Regions from separate parts of the Homo sapiens genome. Here region 2 is linked to region 1. Evidence: read pairs that join two places in POLR2A ChIA-PET (ENCODE). Cell type or tissue: OCI-LY7. All regions are shown on one strand. Links, peaks and the distances in the headings refer to the core of each region. The heading gives the core; the rest is flanking DNA. Region 1 overlaps TENT5C (terminal nucleotidyltransferase 5C). Region 2 overlaps LOC105378920 (a long non-coding RNA gene).

Region 1 (5,380 bases), core at 61-5,060:
CTGCCTCTTTTGCCAGAGCTAGAGAGAGAGAGGGAGCACCTCTCCTGCTGTTCCTGGTCAGATCAGGTGAAGGCCAAGGAAACTGATCTCTCACGGTAGGGGGAGGGGATGAAGGGCACAGGGACAACAAGGTACATGCAGTTGACTTAAGAGCAGGGAAAAAACCACAGAGGAATGTTTTGTGTGGGATCCTGAGATAGCAGGGGATATGAGGACCAGAGGCTGCCGCAGACCATTCACAGCCACCCAAGCGCTGCTTCTCCCAGGCTCCCGCTTACCTGAGCCAATGTAAAGATTCTTTTCAAAAAAGTCTTTGCTAGCTGTAGTGTTTATTTAAGGATAAGATGACCCAACTTCCACTATATTTAGTGCATGAAAAACCACAGGTGTTTGACTCCAGGAACTGCTTAGGGTTGTGCTATTAGTTTTCTGACTCCCCTCCCTTCTTGGTTTCATTGTTTCAGCATTGCAGGTGAGCTGGTTTCCTGACTTCTGCAAAAGCCCTCCTGCACTCCCCCGCCCTCCTCTCCAGCCTGCAGGTAGTTTAAATACCCCCATAGTACATGGCTGCCTGGATAAGGTGTGGGGGAAACTGTGATGCTGTTTCCATTTCAATTCTAATTTAAAATGCCATGCCAACCACAATAGGCACCCTATTTTAACTTCATCAGTTGGCTTAATTTTTAATTTTAACTAATCAATTTAATCAGTGGCTTTGTCCTCCTCCTCATTCCTCTTGAAAGGCTTCTGTTGGAAGGCAGGATATTTGCTCTCCCGTGCCTCTTCCATGTGCCACCCTGTAAAATGCAGGACAAAGACAAAATAGCATACTGTAAAAGAACTGACAGCTGGAGCCTGGGAGTCAGACACCCCAGAGCCAGGTGCTGGCTGCAGCAGCTGTATGACGTTTAGGTTTCCTCACCTGTAAACCTAATCATCCTATCTCAGACTTTTTGGAAGATTAAATGCTAATGCTTAGCATGGGACCTGGTGCTCCATGAGCATTCCCCAAACATGTTAACGAGCCTGCAATGGGTCCCCCCACACCTGATTCACAAAGGGAGGGTTGTCTGAGGAAAGCTGCTGGTTTGTCCAAGGAATTCCTTTCCTGGATAAGTGGAAACGGATCTATTACCAGGCAACTCAACACCTCTTAGGCCCTTGAGAGGGGGCTGACATAAAAACTAATATTTGCAGGGTGAGTTATAGTTTACAGAGTGTTTTCAGTGTTGTAATAGTGGGGGAACCAGGCTTTGCAGTCAAATCTTTGTGCATGGGCTCTGTCTCTTACAAGATACGTAACCCTGGGCAACTCAGAGGCGCACTGAGCCTCTGGCTCCTGTGTACAGTGGAAACACTGCTACCTAGCTCACGTTTCTGAGACCTGCAAGCTATGTATATGCAATGTGTACTTGGTCAACCTAAAGCCTTAGTCTAAAGTGAGGAGTTCTCATTCCATTTTCTCATGGGTTTAGTTCCCAACAGGCCTCTTGAGAAAAACCTCATTTACTATCCATATGGAAGGGATGGATTGAAATGGCTGAAAACAGCCTGGCCAAAGTTGCTGTGGTGCTGCCCGTCTCCATCTCTCTCTCTCTCGAACACTATAGCCTCGGATACCTTTTTTCCAGGGAAGCACCCGAAAGAAAGGCAGCGACTCCAGCTTCTCATGCCTTTCCCTTAGGGACATTTCCCATTTTCGGAAACTTCCTAAGTAAAAGGTGGCCCTGGGATGGCCTGCTGTGGTGAAAATGCCCTGAGCTGGGAGACCTGTGATCCAGTCATGGCCAGAACAGGTAGCCTGCGTTGCTCTGAGCTGGGTGAGGAATGGTATGAAACCAAGCCTCCCGACAGGCTCCAGCTCCCTAGATTCTGGGCGGCACTGACAGAAACCTGCTTGAGAGAGTGATGACAGTCAGAGTACTGAGGAGTGGCTCACCGCCAGGGCAGCACATGCTTCTAGGTAGCATTTATCCCCAGGGAAGGACACAGTCCCGTGTTGCAGAAGGCACAGGGCCAGGAGGCAGGAAACCAGCACCGTGGCCCCAGGTCCAATGCCGTCACTTCGGACAGGAAGTCGCTTGACTCAGCTTTTAGGCAGGGAGCAGGGGTAGACCACTCAGCCCAGTCTGGGCACCACCCCTGACTTGCCTCTGACTCCACCTGCCATAAGTGCATACGGAGCTGAAGGCCTCTGGAGAGGATGAGGCTCCAGGCCAAGGTAAGGTGGCAGAATGGCACCATCACACTGAGGCTCTGGCTGCTCAGAGGTCATATGGAAAACCCCCACAGGTCCTGCTGATGCTCTCAGCATCTTCCAGCTGATACTAACCCCAGATTACAACCAAGCGCATTACTATCCCGCCCAGGCGACTACTCGGACAGTGAAGGAGAAAAAGAATCCCCGCTCGTTTAGAAGTGTACTTCTGGAACCCTAGAGGTCCCGGGTGGCAACGACGGGAGCTTCATTCCAAGGCTGAGGAATGAACACTTGGGGATGGCATGAGAGGAATTCTACTAAAACACCAGAAGGATAGGTCTGCCAGGAGGACTGGGTGGGTGGGGAGTTTGAAATAATACTGCTGAGCGTGAAGACTGCAACCCTTAGTACTGACCTTGCTCAGGGGCCAAGAGCTTGTGTTCAATTGTGTTAGTGTCCGGGACATGACTACTCATTCCAGGAAGCTGGGCACCAGCACATCCCACACAAGTTGTCCTGCGTATAAATATTGGTCTGGACAAGGGGACTGAAATGGTTTCTGGCACCAAAATGAGGCATTACAACACATTCAGGTAAATATCCAGGATTCAGCCTCTAAGTGGCTAATGGCCCAAGGACAAGTCCTCCAGGGAAAACCCATCCAGTTCAACATTTGAAGCACCAAATCTATGCCAGTTATGTGAAAAGTGGGCAGAGAATGAAGCACGCAGGTGTTCACAATGTGGGTGAAGAGCTGATGCAACCCAGTAAGAACACGAATAGAAAAAGCAGGAAGGGGGAGGTGGCAGACATAGGGCCTGGTAAGCCAGAGGAGGTGAGGATTAGCTGAGATTTTAGAAGCCTGCTGTGGGGTCACGTGCACGGAAGAAGCTGTGTGCTCCAGAACTCCAAGTAGGCCAGCTTAGTATAGTAGGTCAAAGGATAGGAAGGTAGACTGGGGCTAGCTAGCTCCAGACATCTGCTCTTGCACAGACATGTTGAGTCTGACATCTGCTCTTGCACAGTAGGGTCTTACACAGGTTTTAATGTATGGGAGGGGCCCAGGCACATCTGTTTTAGAAAAAGCCCTTGACAGAGTCAAGAAAAATAGAGACAAGACTCATGAAATAGCCCAAGCAAGAGCTGAAGGCAACCAAGAGGGCAGAGTCAAGGAACATTTCAGAAGGTACACGCAGTAAAAATGGGGAGGAAGAAGATCGTGGGGATGGCTGATGGGCAAGCATAAGATCAGAAAATTGCTCTTCAATGATCCCAATTCTTGTAGTGAAAAGAGAAGAATGTCACCCCAGCCTTCATGAACAGTTCTAGATCCAGACAGTGTCTAACCGATGTGAGTAGATGACTAGAACAGAGGTAGTCCATCATAAAGCTAAAGAGGCCACTGACATGGATGTGGATGGGCAGAATGAAGGGAGGAGTGAAGAGGCAACATGGAGAGTGTGAGCTGGCAGTCAGGGCTTAAGAGGAGTGAGGGTTACTTATTGAGTAAACATGCCAAAGAAGTGATTGGAAGGACTCCACACCTACCAGACTCCAGAGCATGCACATCCTTGGCTGAAAGGTTTGAGGAGGAGCAGGGACAGGTGGAGGCAAGGGGATGAAGGATTTTACACAGCCAAAGACATAAGTTTCATGAGGACAGTTAGGAGAATGCCATAGGATTTCAAAGAAATTCCACAAAGAAGGGAGGCCACGGAAGGGGCAAGACTTGGGGTGGGCAGGGGTTGTTGTGAATTAGATCAAAGGAATGAGGAGGAAGGTTGCTAACCAAAGTCTACAGCATCTCTTTATACCCTTCAAACATCTATCAACCACTCCAAGTATCACTTGTTCACTTCTATACTTCTTTAAAAATGTGAAGAAACTACAGTAGTTGTACATGTATGGCTGAAGTTGTTTTCTTTGTTGTTGTTGAAGTGGGCTAGGAGCTAAAGGGACTGAATTAAACAAGGTGCCAGCAAAGGCGAACTGCAAGACTACACCTGCCGTGGGTATTAGCTGAAAGGCTGTGGTCAACAACGAAGCCTAGTTTAAGTTAGCTGGGCACCTTGAAAAAGAGCCCAAATATTAAGGGATTTGTGGTCTCCAAGGTAACCACACAGCCCTCCCCCCTCAAAAAAGCATCTGTCCTTCAGAGAAGCATCCAAGGCTGATGTTGACAGCTTCCTATTTCTATTCAATGTTTCCTAAAACCTAAAATTCATCATTGAGAAGAAACAAATCAATGAGCATAAATGACAAGTTTTATTTAAATTTTAAATATACCTTTATTTCTCAAACTCAAAGCTTTATCAAGTTCTAACACATTTTGCATTGACAAGTGATTTTATCTGCATCAAGTAAGGTTAGTGACCACCACGAAAGAGGAATCCCCAGACCTCCTAGGCACTAAGAAATATTTCAAAGGCTATGCAAATATAGAACAAAAAGCTTTCAATTTAGTCTAATTGGTATCTATTTTTCATCTATATTAATTTGGAAATAAGTTGCTACCTTAGAAAAATTACATTTTTATCCATTAAAATAAAACACCAGATAGGTTGAGTTTTTTTAAAAACACCCACAGATCTGTATTTAGCTACTTCCTCTTTAGTAGATGGTCATCTCACCTTCCTATGCAAACACACACAAGAATTTGCACCAACTCTCACTAGCCCAGGCAAAACTCCAAGCATTTTATTTAGCTTACACTTCAATTATTTTTTTAAAGTGATAGGTAAACAAGATTTAGGCACTTGAACACACACACGCACACACACACACACACACAGTCTTTTATTTCCTGATCTTAACCTTAGAGTTCTCCACAAATAATCCTGAAAAGTTGCCAGATCTTTAAAAATACCTCTCCTCAACACCGCCCCCCTCCCCCACGACTTGGTCCTCTGATTTTAACTGGTTGAATTGGAATATGTTCCAAAGCGAGCTGTGAAATTCTAGTCTCTGCAAGATTAAGGATGTGAATCTAACCTTGGAAACTGGATTCTTACAAAGTCCACCCAGAAGGTTTTCCCTGACACAGAGCCCTGGTCCGACACCCAGGAAGGAATGGCCTCTATGAGCGTCAGGGTCTCGTCTCACCATTGGATAACTACTTTGCTCTCAAAAAGAGGACATTTGAGCTAAGAATATAGCTGTATCCCAATACAAGGCACCAAC
Region 2 (5,380 bases), core at 326-5,325, 1.3 Mb after region 1:
TTCACTGTGTGTAGATATTATCAGACTGGTAAACAGGGGGACCTGCCCTCTGTCATGAACCTTGACTTCAACTCCATTGGAAATTGCTCTTAAACGTTGTCCTCCAGAGTTCTGTCCTTAAGGCGTCTCTCGTACTACATCCTCCATGGGCGATTTCATCTATTCCTGTGGATGTAACTTCCACCTATATGCTGAGGTCTTCTAGACTCAGGCTTCAAGATTTCTCTAAGACATATAGATTCACATGTCTCACTACCCCTTGTTAGCTCTATGTGGGTGTCTTCTAGGTGCCTTGAATTAGACATCGAGAATTTAACTCATTACCTTCTTCCCCAACTAGGTTTTTCTTCTGTGGCACTTCTTCTGGTGGGTTGCATCATCATCATCATCACATACATGTAAACTCAAGACAGAAACTTAGGCATCAGCCTAGAGCCCTTCCTCTTCCTTTGTCCCCATTTCATGTTACTGACCTGTTTAAAAAACGTCAACCATTCCTATCTCCTTCAGAATTGAATTGAAACTTTTTAGCATGGCACAAAGGGCCCTTGTCATCAAGACCCTGAGTATGTTCATATGATCCATGCACTTGCTTCAGCCAAGGGTAGCTTTGGCAGCTTTCTGAGTTAGCTATTTTTTTTTGTACACACAGCCTCTGCATACGGTTTTGTTTTGTTTTTTTAAATTCTGGGAACACCCTTCGCTTTCTTCTCTTTTACTAATTTCCATTGCTTCAAGACTGCTCTCGTGTCCTCTTTAATGCTTTCTCTGACATATCCCCTTCTCTCTCTAACGATGTCCCATCATGGGAATTAATAGTTATTGCATTTCTGCTGGGGACTTAGTATTTTGAATATATTTACATATCTTATCTTTTTCTCATCTGCTCATTAATCCTGTAAAAAAGGTATCATTATCCTGGTTTAATAATAAGGAAACTGGGCTCATAGAGGTAAAGAAACCAGGGAGCTTATTAAAAATGCAAATTTTCAGGCCTTCTCCCAGGCCTCTGAATGAGAATCTCTGTGGGTTCCTCCAGCAATCTGAATGGTTTCTCCAGGTGATTCTGAGGCACACTGAAGTTTGGGGGGCATTGTATCACACAGCTTGAAGAAACTGCATGGAGCATGAAGAGAGCAATTTTGGAATGGTGGTCCTCAGGAAAGGACTTTTCTCTCAAGTGCTTGAAAACCAACTTAATGTCACTTAGAGATAGTCAAGATATGATTTTAAGATGGAATTTAGTTGAAGAATGAACTGGTATATATGGGTTATATAGGCACAGGCAAATTATAACCAAATACACCACTGAACTTTAGGAAAATCCTCTTTGAGACCATGACTATAGACAAGGTATGATCTTGTTTGGCAAACAATTACATCTCCTTAAAGTGTCCTCTGGGAAAAGAGTGAATTGGGGGCAGATTGTCCCAAGTATATATCATCTTTTTTATTTTAAAGCCATTCATCTTTTCTCCTGGGTTAGCAAATATTTCACTTTCCAACTTAGGACTATGTGGGGTGTGACTAGGGTTTAGGGTGATTGTCAGGAATTCTTATTTTTTATTAGGGGTCTCTTGCAATTGAAAGTCTTTCATTACCAAAGCTATGCATTCTTTTCTAAAGATAAAATTTCAGGCCAATATGGGACATTTGGGGAGTAAAAATCCTCAAAAGGATGACCTCCTACTGAGTCAACTTACAGAACTGACCCTGCTAATAACCAAGAAGTGACACAGAGTATGTTACAGGATATTTATGGGGTATCCTTAACTACTAACACTGCTGCTGAAAATAATAATAATAATACCTGCCATCTATTGAGCATCATTTTACAGGTAAGGATATTGAAACTTAGAGAAGCAAAGTAGTTTGTCCCAAGTTATAATATGGGGTTATTAACAGGTCTTTGCAGAGAATTCAGGATGATACAAGATGAAAAAAATCTTTTTTTCTTCCACCTACCTCTAACAACATCATACACTCTAAGTATCTTGAAATATCATTTACACTCAGTATTACATCAACATTTTGGTACTTATTAAACCTGCCTCTAAATCTTATTACTTAATGCACCAATAATGAGGTAGAAATATTACTATAGCACAATTTTTATAAGTGTTCTGATAGCTTTTAACATTATTATATCTCAATAAAAATTATCTACTCTGTAATCTTATACACTTTATTTTATGCATTTAAAAGCCTCATACTGGGAAATGGTCCATACGCTTCAATCTCAGTTGCTAAAGGGATTTACAATATTAGAAAAAAAAAAAAAAAAAGGGTAAGATCCCCTATGGGTGGTTGGGCTTGAATTCAAACCCAGCTCTGACTGATCATAATACCCATTTTTTTTTTTTCATGCTACCTGTCTGCTTGGTGTATTTTGGCCCAAGGTTAGCAGTACATTGATGATGCTCTTTGTCAATACTCAGAGCTGTAGCCAACCAGAACTATTCAGGCACAAAGGGAGAGCAGCTGGGAATAGGGAGTGCCTCTCCCGGTTGTAAGTCACACTCTGGGTTAATCCTTCAACTGAATCCAAAATACTTTGGCTTTGAGAATGAACCTGTGTGCCCTGTGACAGAGGAAATTTCAAAATTATTGGCAGCATTAATAATGTTTATTGTGTGCCAATATGTGTTGGTTTCTATCCTGGCACCTTAAGAGAAGCTTAGTAAATATTTATGGGGCAGACACAATGCACAGGCATTGTGATAGGCAGTGTGAAGAAAGAAGGGAAAAGACTGAGTTTCTCTTTCAGACTAAGCAGTCCAACAGGGCAAAAACAAGCAAACTATTTATCAAATTATTTATCAGAAGTTGGGGATGGAGAAGCCCAAGGAAGAGAAGGAACTGGCTAGAGCCACGAAGGGTAGGCAGGGTGGGTGGATTTGGGGGTAGAGGAGGGCCTGGAGCCATACAGGAAAAGGCAGAGTGTTTTTGGCAGAACCATGATTGACTGTGTGACTGTCACACTCTTGGGCAATGGCTTACCAGTCCCTACGCAACCTGGAGCCCCACCACCTCTCCCAGGACAGCTGCTCTTCTTTGAACAGCTCAGGCCTGCTCCTGACTCAGTGCCTTTGCGTTTGATATTCCTTTCCCAGAAACACTCTTCCCTTGATATTTTGGAGGCCCACTTCCTCATCTTGATGTTTTCAAGCAGGTGTTACCTTTGAAGTAAGGCTTTTCTGATCACCCTGTTGAAAGCCACAATCTGTCTCCTCACCCCAGCACTCCACCCATTTCCTGCTTTAGTTCTCTCCAAAATAGTGATTATCACTGACACTGTATCAGTGTTTCTTAAACCTGAGTACTTATCAGAATCACCTAGAGGGCTTATTAAAACAGTCTGCTGAGCCCATCCCCAGATTTCTGATTCAGTAGATCTAGGGTTAGGCCCAAGAATTTGCATTTCTAAAAAGTTCCCAGGTGATTCTGATGCTGCTGGTCTGGGAACTCACTTTGAGAACCAGTGTATTATAAATTTTATGTCTATTGCCTGTCTCTTTCCACTAGAAGGTAAGCTGTTTACAGCAGGGATTTTTTGTGCTTTGTTCACTGTTGTACTTCCAGTGTCGGAATAGAGCCTAGCACATTGAGAATGCTATCTGTTGAGCAGAGAGGCAGATGTGGGATGCTGGTGTGCAGTGTGAGCTAAGTTTAAAAAAGAAAGATCAGACCATATCCTCGCTAAATTATTATAGAAATAATACTATATTATTATGAATATAACATTTATTTTAACAAAAGCAATTACCAATTACTGAATGTTTCTACTGTGTCAGGCCATTTAACAATGAGGTTGGGAGATACTGTATGCTTTGCTTTGCCTCAGACCACACAGTACGTGTAGTAGGTGACTTAGGTCTGCCTGACTCCAAAAAGATGGCCTTAACCACTGTGCTACAAAGCTGTCTAATGATGGACTTTTGAACTTTTTATTTCAAAATAGTTGTAGATTGACAGAAACGTTGCAAAGATGATACAGAAAGTTTTCATATACTCTTCATTCAGCTTCCTCTAATGTTAACAACTTACATAACTATGGTACATTTATCAAAACTAGGAGATCAATGCTGGCACAATACTATTAACTAAACTTCAGATTTTATTCAGATTTTACCTGTTTTTCCACAAGAATGTCCTTCATCTGTTCCTGGATTCAATCCAAGATGCCATTGTCTAGCAATTTTTAGAGACTTACTACTTGAGAAACTTAAATGTGGGCCTCATGAAATCCTGATGATACAAAGATGAGGAAAACGCAGTACAGCCCTTGAGGTGCATATGACAGGAAACAGATCCAGGAGTAAAGGGGTTCTCCTGGGACAGAGGGAAGCTCAGGGTGTTCTAAGGGCCAGAGCAAAGTGGAAAGGCAGGCCAGCCTTGGAGTTTGAGAAGGCTTCCTGGCAGTCAGGCAGGAAGAGCAATGTGAATAGGTATTGAAAGTCACTGAATTTCAGCAGAAGGAAAGGCCAGAGCGTGATGGTGGTTCAGGAGAAGCAATAGGAAGAGACTGGTCAGGAAACACCAAGAACTGAGACATTATCCATTGGTGCTGGGGACTAATGAGGCTCTCTTCCAGGGTGCCAACATAGTGAGCTATTTGTTTGTATTGGACTCTTCTGGCTGGAGTGTGTAGGCTAAATGCTTATCTTTTGATAATAAACCTAATTGTTTATATAAGCCTTCCAATATCTTTTTTTTTTTATGTAGAGACTGAGTCTCGCTCTGTCACCAGACTAGTGCGCAGTGGCACCATCTCAGCTCACTGCAACCTCTGCCTCCTGGGCTCAAGCAATTCTCCTGCCTCAGCCTCCCGAGTAGTTGGGATTACAGGCGTGCCACCATGCCCAGCTAATTTCTTTTGTATTTTAGTAGAAACGGGGTTTTGCCATGTTGCCCAGGCTGGTCTGAAACTCCTGAGCTCAGGCAATCTGCTTGCCTCAGCCTCCTAAAGTCCAGTGTCATTTTATTATACAGTCATGCACTATATATATATATGTGTGTGTGTGTGTATATATATACATATATGTATATATATACACATATATACATATACACACACACACACACACACACACACACACATATATATATATATATATATATATATGATGGTCCCATAAGATTATAAGGGAGCATATGTAGAAATCTGATATATGGGACTTGATACTGGCATTGCAGCTCAAGCAGGGGAAATGACTGATATTCAGCAATTGTGCTGGGACATTTGGTTTTCCATATGAAAACATATATAAATAAAAACATATATACCATCTATGTTTGTGTAAGTACACTCTATGATGTTTGTTCAAGGACTAAATTGCTTCAGTACACATTTCTCAGAATGTATCCCCAGCGTTAAGTG

What was found. ChIA-PET counts read pairs that join two places held together with the same protein. Peaks named below come from ENCODE experiments on the same cell type or tissue, not always from the same donor. Only the 100,000 strongest peaks of a DNase experiment are listed, where the experiment ranks them.
Region 2: POLR2A ChIA-PET joins it to region 1 with 6 read pairs; 1 of 35 experiments calls an interaction of 5 or more read pairs at or near these places.

The regions. Positions count from the first base shown.
Region 1 is chr1:117,627,456-117,632,835 of GRCh38, reverse strand. TENT5C (terminal nucleotidyltransferase 5C) reads right to left here. Exons shown (of 2, transcript NM_017709.4): 2 at 4,447-5,380. Among named protein-coding and RNA genes, the nearest start is that of TENT5C, 24 kb to the right of the region's middle. RefSeq lists enhancers at 1,427-1,977, 1,978-2,528. In OCI-LY7, for the core only: CTCF peaks have their summits at 1,161 and 1,381; DNase peaks (open chromatin) are centred at 405, 1,325, 3,015, 4,825 and 1 weaker place; H3K4me3 peaks cover 2,592 bases; H3K27ac peaks cover 4,411 bases.
Region 2 is chr1:116,323,853-116,329,232 of GRCh38, reverse strand. All of the region lies in intron 2 of LOC105378920 (a long non-coding RNA gene), which reads left to right. Among named protein-coding and RNA genes, the nearest start is that of ATP1A1, 47 kb to the left of the region's middle. In OCI-LY7, for the core only: no CTCF peak of the experiment used is centred there; a DNase peak (open chromatin) is centred at 3,212; H3K4me3 peaks cover 1,966 bases; H3K27ac peaks cover 3,907 bases.